2 separate regions of the Homo sapiens genome follow, and region 1 is linked to region 2. A link is an interaction called in ENCODE POLR2A ChIA-PET data of the cell type or tissue named here. Cell type or tissue: HCT116. All regions are shown on one strand. Region 1 overlaps CPE (carboxypeptidase E). Region 2 overlaps KLHL2 (kelch like family member 2).

Region 1 (5,000 bases), 190 kb after region 2:
CTAAAAAACCATTGCGTAATCTAAGGTCACAAAGATTTACACCTACGTTTTCTTCTAAGAGTGTTATAGCTTTAACTCTCGCATTTAAATCTTGATCCATTTTGAGTTAACTTTTTTATCGGATAAGTAGAGGGTCCACTTTCCTTCTTTTGCAGATGGATATCCCATTGTCCCAGCACAACTTATTGAAAAGACTGTTATTAAAAAAAATTCCATCCCTCAGCATATTTTCACAAGTCATGAATTTCATAAGTGAGTAGAGGCAACTCAAAGATAGCAAACAACTTGATTAATATCATTGGCTAATAAAGGGCACCGTAGGAATTTAAAAGCCTTAGATTATCTGCTTCCAAAACCCATACTTATTCCAATATACCAGTGGTTCTCAATTTTGAGCCTGCGTCAGAATCACCTGGAGGGCTTGTTAAAACACTGGTTGCTGGGGTCCCACCCCCAGAGTTTGATTCAGTAGGTCTGAGGTAGGGCCTGAAATTTTGCTTTTCTGTCAAGTTCCCAGGGATTCTGATGCCACTGGTTCAGAGGCCACACTTTGAGAGCCATTGTAATGCACTGCGATGGTTCCCCTGTGTATCCTGATGCTCGAAGAGCCTTCAGTTGGGGTGGAGGGAGACACAGAGAGAATAATATAAAGACAATAGTAGTGACAAAGGGCTAAGTGTGCATGGAGGAAGAAAACAGTAATTCTGATTAGAATATTGAAAAAAGTTTCTGCAGGACACATTATGGAATGGATTGGTTTATGGATAATCTCAAGCATTTACCTCCACCTGGTGAAATCAGACAGCAACTGTCTCTTCTTACATTTATTTGGCCACAAGTATGCTTAGAGCAGCTAAGCTCTTGAGCACATAAGCAAGTATATGGCGGAGTGGGTGGTGGTTCCGGAATGGTTGACGTGGGAAATGCAGAGAGAGCACTTAAGTGTCAGATTATGACACTGAATACGGGAAAGTGATGGGAGTGAGGCTGGTTAAAATTTTTCACCCACGCAGTCTCCCTGTGTTGCCCAGGCTGGAGTGCAATGGTGTGATCTCGGCTCACTGCAACCTCTGCCTCCAGGGTTCAAGTGATTCTTGTGTCTCAGCCTCCCCAATAGCTAGGATTACAGGTGTGTGCTACCATGCCTGGCTAATCTTTGTATTTTTAGTAGAGACAGGGTTTCGCCATGTTGGCCTAGCTGGTCTCGAACTCCTGGCCTCAAGTGATCCGCCCGCCTCAGACTCCCGAAGTGCTGGGATTATAGGCTGAGCCGCTGCACCCATTCTCCACTCATGCTTATATCCCACAGTCAGGTTCAGTGAATCGATGCCACTTGTGTGAGAGACTAAAATAAATAATGGATTTAATTTGATGACTTTTTTTTTGACTCTGAATCTTTCAGTGTACAAATGAAATCTTGATAAAGAAAATATCAATAATAGCAGTATATCAATGCTTTCCTAAGAAACTGTGAAATACTGTGGTGATCTTATCCTGGAACAAACTAGGATGAGCCAGTCTTTATTAGATTATTTTGTACTATATTTATACTTACTTTGTGATCATTCAGGAGGACCCTTCATATTGTTGAATTTGGTAAAATTTCCTTGCAGGCCTAGGTTAATGGGGTTTACAGGCTCTCAGGATTGTGTGCCAGTTGTCCTCTTTCTAAGGTAGTTTTATTCATAAACCACACAGGTTTTTTTCAAAAACACAAAAAACACAGACAAACAAACAAAAAAAACAGAGGCCAGGTGCAGTGGCTCATGCCTGTAATCCCAGCACTTTGGGAGGCCGAGGTGGGTGGATCACCTGAGGTCAGGAGTTCGAGACCAGCCTGGCCAACATGGTGAAACCCCTTTCTTTACTAAAAATACAAAAATTAGCTGGGTGTGGTGGTGGGCGCCTGTAGTCCCAGCTACTTGGGAGGCTGAGGCAGGAGAATCGATTGAACCTGGGAGGCAGAGTTTGCAGTGAGCCAAGATTAGGCCACTGCCCTGTAACCTGACAGAGGGATACTCTGTAAAAAAAAAAAAAAAAAAATCAGAGATTTTAACAGGTCAATCTTGAACTATGTGAACAACTTCAATTTATAAAAGAGTAAAAAAATCGTTGAATTACAGAACTATGAACTGACTCCTTTTTGATGCAGCCTGATTATTAATAGTCTTGTTCACAGCTGTGCCCAAAGTAGAACATCACACCGGCACTGGGTAAGTAAACAAAACAGGCCAGTAACTCTGCCAAAGACCTAGCTATTAATGGCAATTTATTTTTATTACATATTTGGAATCTTGTCATCCCAGAAGGTGCTGAAGTAGAAATTTAGTAATACTTGATTTAAGAGGCAGAAGTCCTGTAAGTTTGCAGCTATTAAAAAATGGAAAGAAAAGAAAGGTTACAAAGGGGAGGGGACCATATCTGTGTTTACATTTGTTCCTTTCCTCAAATGGAAGGTAGAATAATGTATTAGAAGATATTTTAAATATTAATATCTAACTGAAACCTGATATTAGAGAATGAGAAAATTTTGCTGAAAATTAATTTTATTTTCTTTTAATTTATGGTGTTACTATACCTTTTAGATTTAGGAAGGCAGAAAGACTGTGTGTGTGTGTGTGTGTGTTTGTGTGTGTGCACTTGCACTTTGGGGTTCCCTTTCTATGGATGTTTCAGGATCTGAGGATAAAGGATCACAGTCTAGCAGAAAGCTGGGTTTCAGGGGACGTCAAAGGTAATTTCATGACTATATTAGTAGATAAATCGAAGACCAGAGAGCATGCTGAATGGAGGACATTTACATAGTCTTTCCAATGCTAAAGGAAATAGGGAAGTGATTATTTCAAAATTACCTAGAGGATCTTGAGCATAGTATGACTTAAGATAAAAATCTCATTGTTTCTGAGAGTTGGCCTCTTTCTCCTCTCCAGATGAAATATTTTTTCCTTTTTTTCTCCTCCGTGGAAAGAAATTATTAATTAAAACAAAAAGACATTGTTGGAAAGGGAGGTTTTTTAGTCGCCTAAGAGAGGTGCTATTAGTACTTGTTTATTTAAAAATTGACTTTTGGTCAAACTAAACTATACAACTTTTTCTTTTTCAATCCTTCTTCCCTCCATCCCTCTTCCTTTCTTTCTTCCTCCTACTTTTTGCCCTTCCTCCTTCCCTGATCCCTTGTTTTATTTAGTTTATGTCATTCCACAGAGCTCACAGTTACCACCTGGTAGGTACCCTTGACATTCTACACAGTTGGTAAATCAGTGTCATACCAGTTGCTAAATAATTGGCCAGGAATAGCCTTTATCAATGAATGCTTCTTCTCCTTTTCACTCTCCATTGAATAAAGATGGAAACCAGCTTTGCCTCCTTTTTGAGTATGGCCTGTTGATTTCTAATTTGTCATAGCTCACATGGAAACCTTGTGATGCGCTTGAGGGGGTTTTCTCATGGAGACCTCAATACCTGTGGAATGTAGGGCACATGGCAAACAGATCTGGTTTATCTGATCAAGTGATTAATGCAATAAAAAATTATAAAAATTCAAAGTGAAAAGTGTGCTCTTGTTACTGTGTGTGGTAAGTAGTTTAGTGGATTCTGGTTCTACCCATTGAAGCACTATACCTGTGGCTGGTGATGGAGGCGAAAATCTTTTACTGGAAGGAATGGGAAGAAGGGTAGTGGGGGCCAGAGAGTCTCTACGTTCCTCCAGGAGGAGGAAACCATCTCTTTAAAATGACAGTGCTTTCCTTCCACGAAAGAACCATAATTTTTCTAATCATTGGTAACTATTTTGGTCTTTCAAATGTGTCAACAACTTGTACACTGGAACAGCCTCTGTCTACAGGCAGAGCAGGATTCAGTGATTTTTAGAAGGCATTTGGGCCCCAGCCAGCCTGAAAGTTGGGGTTTACAACTGTGTTAAACAGAAGAGATTTTGTTTGAAAGGGTAAAGCACATCATGGAAAAGTTGAGGAAGAAACAAAAGAGAAAGTTGCAAACTTACCTTTATGTTTATAAGAACAGATATGTTCTTGAGAGATTGTGGATTTTTAAAAATATGATTTTTTTGGTGGTGGGAAAATTGTAGACATTAAATATCTTTTTTAAGTTATGCTGACACCTTACAATTACGTAATCCTTTATAATTTTCAAATAAATACTAACATTAGTAAGCAAGTACTACATACCAGGAAAAATTCTAGTTGCTGGAAATAAGACAATAAAGAAAACAGGGATTATTTTATTAAGTCCTCTCAATAAAGCCTATGAATCAGTTACTATTATTATCTCGATTTTACAGATTAGGAAACTGAGGCACAGAGGAGTTGTGTTACTTGCTCAGAGTTTTCATAGTCAGGAACTGGGGAGTAAGGTTTGAAATCCAGACTCCAATTCCAGATCCTGTGCTCTTGGCACCACTCAGTCCTGTCTCAGGCAGGCAGCATTGCCACTGTGCACTTTATCCTAAAAACAACCCTCTGAGGGAGGTGAGAAAGGTATGTTTCTTCACATTTAAAAAATATGAACATGTTTAAAAAGTAAACAGTGATCTATTTACATCTGTATGCTGGGAAGAAGTTCTAGAGTCATCATCTTCACCTCTTCAATGCTTCAGTCATTGGCTTCCCAGCCTCTAAGCAGCCATGTATTCCATTTCTTTTTGCACCGTTATAACCAGTGATTTTCTCGAATCCAAAATCTGTAACGTTCCTCTGCTTAATTCCCTGCAGGTGCTCACTGTTACACCTAGAATCAAACCCAGACTTCTTCGCATGCGCTTGAGATTCTTCTGGCTGGGTCCCTGCACACCTCTGCAGTGTCACACTTGCACTCTCTGAGCCCTAGCTCTACAGGGCTTTTCTCATTTTAACAAAACTTGCTCTTTCTTGTCTCTCACATGTTGTATATGCCAGTTCCCTGGCCTCAACATTCTTTTCTTCCCCTCTTCCCTCTTACTCTACCCTTCTTAAGTGGCTATTCTTGTCCCTTCTTTTCATCTC
Region 2 (5,000 bases):
GTTCTCAACTAGGCCTTCCCTGAGCACCCTATTTACTGCAGATTACACCCCTCCACCGTCCCCACATTTCTCTCTCTCTTCACGCTGCCCTGCTTTTTCTACTTCCATAACACCATTTCCCAACATGCCAGTTGCTTCCCTGACTTGTGCTGTCTTTCCCTTTCCCCCCACCAGACTCCAAGCTCTATGAGGACAGGGATCTTTGTTTTATTCACTGATATATTCCAAGTGCCTTAAGAGTAGTGATTGGTACATGGTTGGTACTAAAAACAATTGCTGAATGAATTAATGAACGATAATGTTTAAAAATGAATCATCCTTTTAGAAATGGGTCAGGAAAGGAAGAGAAGTGCAGCAATTAATAATGATGTTTGCTTGTTCTTTGATATATATACAAGTATGATATTTTTAGACTTCATTTTTTAAGCCTAGTTAAAAAATTGGTGCCCTGATTTTTTATGTAATAGCTTTATTGAGGTATAATTTACATACCATAAATCCACCCATTATAATTGTGCAATCTAATGATTTTTATTAAATTTATAAAGTTTTATAACCATTGCTTCAAAAAGTTGTCTTGTGTTCATTAATTTGCAGTTAATTCTTGCCCCCCTCCTCATGGGACCCTGATTTTTTTGGTTAATTTTATGTCCTAAGTCTTGAAAGAATAATTCATGTAGCAATGCTAGTATAGCCTTGTGTGCTTAAAAAATGTAAATTTAAATATTCACTGTTCAGTGTAGGAAATGGTATTGAAATATTAGTGAAAAGAACAAGATGGAGAATCAGACTGGCCATACTCTTACCCAGCCCTACCATTTACCCCGTTACTCAAACTATTCTCTTCATCTGTTAAATGGGGATAATAATAGTAATTTGCTCAGAGAGTTGTTGTGAGGATTAACCAAATAATGAAAGTAAACTACTCAGCACAGGGCTGCCATATGGTAAATACTCAATAACTATTAACTAACATGATTAATCTCGATTAATCTCTTGTTAGTATAGGTCAAAATATATGGGGTTAATATATCCTGGCAGGTAGAGAGCAAAATTTAAATCAGATTCTAAGTTTCTGAAGTTTGTGTAAAATATGATCCTGCTCTGTCTTGGTTTGTTAATAACGTATGACTATAGAAGTTTGTAAAAGCAAGTTAATTTCCAATGGAGAAGATCATTTCTCAACAGTTTTATTTGGAGATATCTGCTAAGCCACTTCTGCTGAATATTCTGTGTTGATCTTTGACGGAACTTGGACACCAGGGAGGTAATTACCCACTTTTTAATTGAAACCATAGTGTCCATCAGAAACTGTTCTTAATTGTCTTAACCTTACATTGGGATATTCTGTCCATGAGACTTCCTCTAAATAAGTAGGGGAAGGAGACATTCATTGTCTCTCTTGTAGCTTGATAAGCTGAACTAAATGATCTTTAATAAGATCTTTTTCTGTTTTTGTTCTTTTCTTTTATGTACAGATGCACAAAGCAGGGTCATCAGAAGCCTCTCGATTCAAAAGATGATAATACCGAAAAACACTGCCCAGTGACAGTGAATCCTTGGCATATGAAGAAAGCTTTCAAAGTCATGAACGAATTAAGAAGGTATCATTATACTAATGTACATGCAACCATTGGTTTCGTCCCTTTATTTTTCAGTTGTTTGTAGTGAATATATAATCAACCTTCCATTGTTGCTTTGTCTGGTACACAGAACATTAAAAGCTTTTTCTGCAAGTTTTTTAAAGGAAAAGAGCAAATAATTTATCAGAAGTGTGGATGGTGTGGGGCTCCTCTATTAGTGTGGTAGCCGCTTAGCCACATACAGCTAGTCTGATGAGATAGTTTGGAGGTGAAAAATACACAGGGGATTTCTAAATGCAAAAAAAAGAAATGTAAATATTTTATTAATACTTTTAAATATATTGATTCCATGTAGAAATGATAATATACTAGATATTTTGAGTTAAAAAGAATACAGTAGGCCAGGTGCGGTGACTCATGCCTATAATCCCAGCACTTTGAGAGGCCAGGGCAGGAGGATCACTTGAAGCCAGGAGTTTGAGACCAGCCTGGTCAACACAGTGAGACTCTGTCCCTATTTTCTTTCTGTTAAAGTTAAAAATAAGAGAATATATTATTGAAATTAATTTCTCTTGTTTCTTTTTACCTTTTTAATGTGATTACTATAAAATTGTGACTTGCATTATGTTTATATTGGACAGTGCTGGTCTAGGGCTTCTAACTTACTGTGGCAAAGAGTATGGAAAGAAACTTTTAGAGAAAAATGTAACCATTGTTTTGTGGGAGTGGTGGTAGTTTTGGGGGGCAGTGACCTGCCTGTTGCTGAGGTAATTCTCAAGTGTACTAAGGATCACTGCAACTTTTAAGTAGTATTAAAAGTTGATTGAAAAATGAGTAGCTTTTTTTTTAATTAAAAGGGTAATATATGTATTAAGAGTCTTGGTTTTATTTTCTTAGCACTTTATGAAAGATCTGCTTTTTCCCAGCATTCCGTTTGTGAAAGTACTCTACGTATATCTATCTGAAATGCTGAAAGCCTGGCTAAGAAGGGATTAAACCTTCCCTTAATCTTTCTGTGCTGCCTAAAAGCTCTCCCTTTTAGGCCCATCATTTGTTTGTTTCTTCTTTAATTAAATTAGGGATTCAATAAATATTTATCTGCTAGGTACTGTAGGTACAATGGTGAGCAAGAACAAATATGGTTGCCACCCTTGTGGGCCCATAGCTGACTGCAGGAAGCAGGCATTCATCAAAGAATCACAAAAATAATTTACTGTAATGATAGTAAGTGTTGCAGAGGAGGGCTGCTGGTGCTAGAAAGGTGGATAACAGTGGTCAGGAAAGGCTTTCTTGAGAAGACAGGAATAATTATGCTGATATCTAGAAGGAAAAGAAGATAAGGGGATAAAGTCAGGATGGGAGTGAGGAGAGGGAGAACAGTGTTCCAGGCATTGGGAATGCTGTGCCACATCTTAGGGTAGGAAGGAGCTGGCCTCATCGGAGGAACTGACAGTGTTGCTGCAGTGCACGTGGCGGTGGAATCACACAGGAGAGGCAGCTGAGTAGGTAGGAGGGGCCATTGGACTGAGGTCCTGAAATTTTGGTCTTAATCAAGAGTTGCCTTGAGAGAAAGCCAGTGGAGAGTGTTAAGCGGGAATGTGACCTGATCAGATTTATATTTTGAACACACTGGCTGCTGGGTGGAGAATGGATTGGAGAGAGATAAGAGAAAGTTAAACTGAATATTGGATCATTTAATTTGCTTTCTAGTACCGCTTTGACAACATTTTCAGAATGTGGGTTTTCACTTATTCTTTGGGAGAATATATAACTGGGATAATCCAGCAAGTCTGAGGGTGCTGTTTCAGGATTTTAATCCTGTTTTGACAGTAGTTATTAGAATGTAAAATGCATTGGTTACTAAGTGGAACTGCAAGAAAAGTAAGAAAAATAGTCTGGTTGTTTTAAGACTGGGATCTTTAATGGCTCTTTTTTCTCTTTGAGAAGTCTAAAAAGACTGACTTTTAATAGGACTATTCAAATGTTCTTTTTCCCCACTCCTATGGGTGGGGCACGGGTAGCCTTGGCTTTCTGCTGGTGTTAATGTGAGTGGGTCTCTGTTGACCTGGGCATGACTCACTAAACTGCAGGGAAGGTAACACCAAGTGCTCCTTCCCTTGGGGTGAATGACCTGAGTTTTGGGACAGACTCTGGTCTCGAGCCAATTATTTTACTTGTTTGAGCCTGACTAAAATGAGAGGAATGGACAGGATGGTGTCTAAGGTTCAGTGCTGCTCTGACATTCTCAGCCTAGAGATGTTTTTCCTGCTTACCTGCAAGCCCTGTGGTGTCCTTGCCTGGCCCTAGGATTATTTATAAGCTCCAGTCTTCATTCATCTGTTTGCCCCTTTTTGGATGTGAACTCTATAACTGTGAGATAGTACCTTCTTGTTCTTTGTGTGGCACCCTTTCAGCAGCTGGGTCTGGTATGTCACTGGGCTGGTAGTCGATGCTGATTTTCAGAACAAAGAATGACCTTTGAATAGCCAGAGTGTTGGCTGCCAGGTCTATAACCCGGATTGTTTTAATGAAAGTGCCAACAACAACAGTATTTTTAAAAATGGACTGTCGTTGGAGTTCATCAGACCTTTTTAAAAATGTCATTCCCTTCCACTCTTAAATCTTATAGCCATTTTGAGTAATTCTTTAAAAAAAAATCTCTAAAGAGGCCTATTCCTTATACAGCTGAAAATCATTAATTATTTCCTGTCCTTGCGTCAACTTCCTCTTGCCCAGAAAGGGTAGCTGAGAGTGGTTTCCTGACTTCTGGGAAGGGAAAACTTCCTTGTTCTCACCACTCTGCCCTTGGGCTCTAACCTCAAAGTGGTAGAGCAACAGCTGTACTCCGAACAATGTTAATGTGAACCTTTGGCTAATGGAAGCAAAATTTTAGGAATAAAAGTCACTTTCAATTATGGCTGATGTAAGGTGTGGTTGTGGGAATGGGGGTAGGAAGACAGGAGTTCTGTAAGGTTTAAGTTACAGAATTAAAATTGTTTGATAGAAAAAGTACATGACATTTTATTGTTTTCTTAAACTAATTGTTTTTAGACAGGAGGCCCAGAGACCTAGCTTTATATCCCAGCCTGGTAAGAGCTTGAATATCTTGAAATTATTTGGTTTAAAAACCCTGCAGTCATATGTAAACAATGTATTCAACAAGTATTGGTGAGCACCTAATCAGCTAATATGCCTGAAAGGCTGTGTGGGATCCAAAAACAGTATCAGACTTAGGCCATGCCCTCTGAGTGTCTAGAGAGCTGCTGGACACATACAGAGAGGAGGATGAGGCAGTGAAAAAGTGTGCAAATCGTGGGTGCCCAAAAGAATTCTCATGGGGAAAATTCACACAGCCCACAGAGGTGGGCTTCAGTTGGGCCTTGATGGGAGTGCAGCAGGATTCACTGAGGGGATGGA

The links. ChIA-PET counts read pairs that join two places held together with the same protein. Peaks named below come from ENCODE experiments on the same cell type or tissue, not always from the same donor. Only the 100,000 strongest peaks of a DNase experiment are listed, where the experiment ranks them.
Region 1: POLR2A ChIA-PET joins it to region 2 with 6 read pairs; 2 of 35 experiments call an interaction of 5 or more read pairs at or near these places.

Annotation. Positions count from the first base shown.
Region 1 is chr4:165,408,218-165,413,217 of GRCh38, forward strand. The region is part of intron 1 of CPE (carboxypeptidase E); the gene reads left to right. Among named protein-coding and RNA genes, the nearest start is that of MIR578, 24 kb to the left of the region's middle. In HCT116, no CTCF peak of the experiment used is centred here; no DNase peak of the experiment used is centred here.
Region 2 is chr4:165,218,456-165,223,455 of GRCh38, forward strand. KLHL2 (kelch like family member 2) reads left to right here. Exons shown (of 15, transcript NM_007246.4): 2 at 1,479-1,604. Among named protein-coding and RNA genes, the nearest start is that of KLHL2, 13 kb to the left of the region's middle. In HCT116, no CTCF peak of the experiment used is centred here; no DNase peak of the experiment used is centred here; H3K27ac peaks cover 1,877 bases.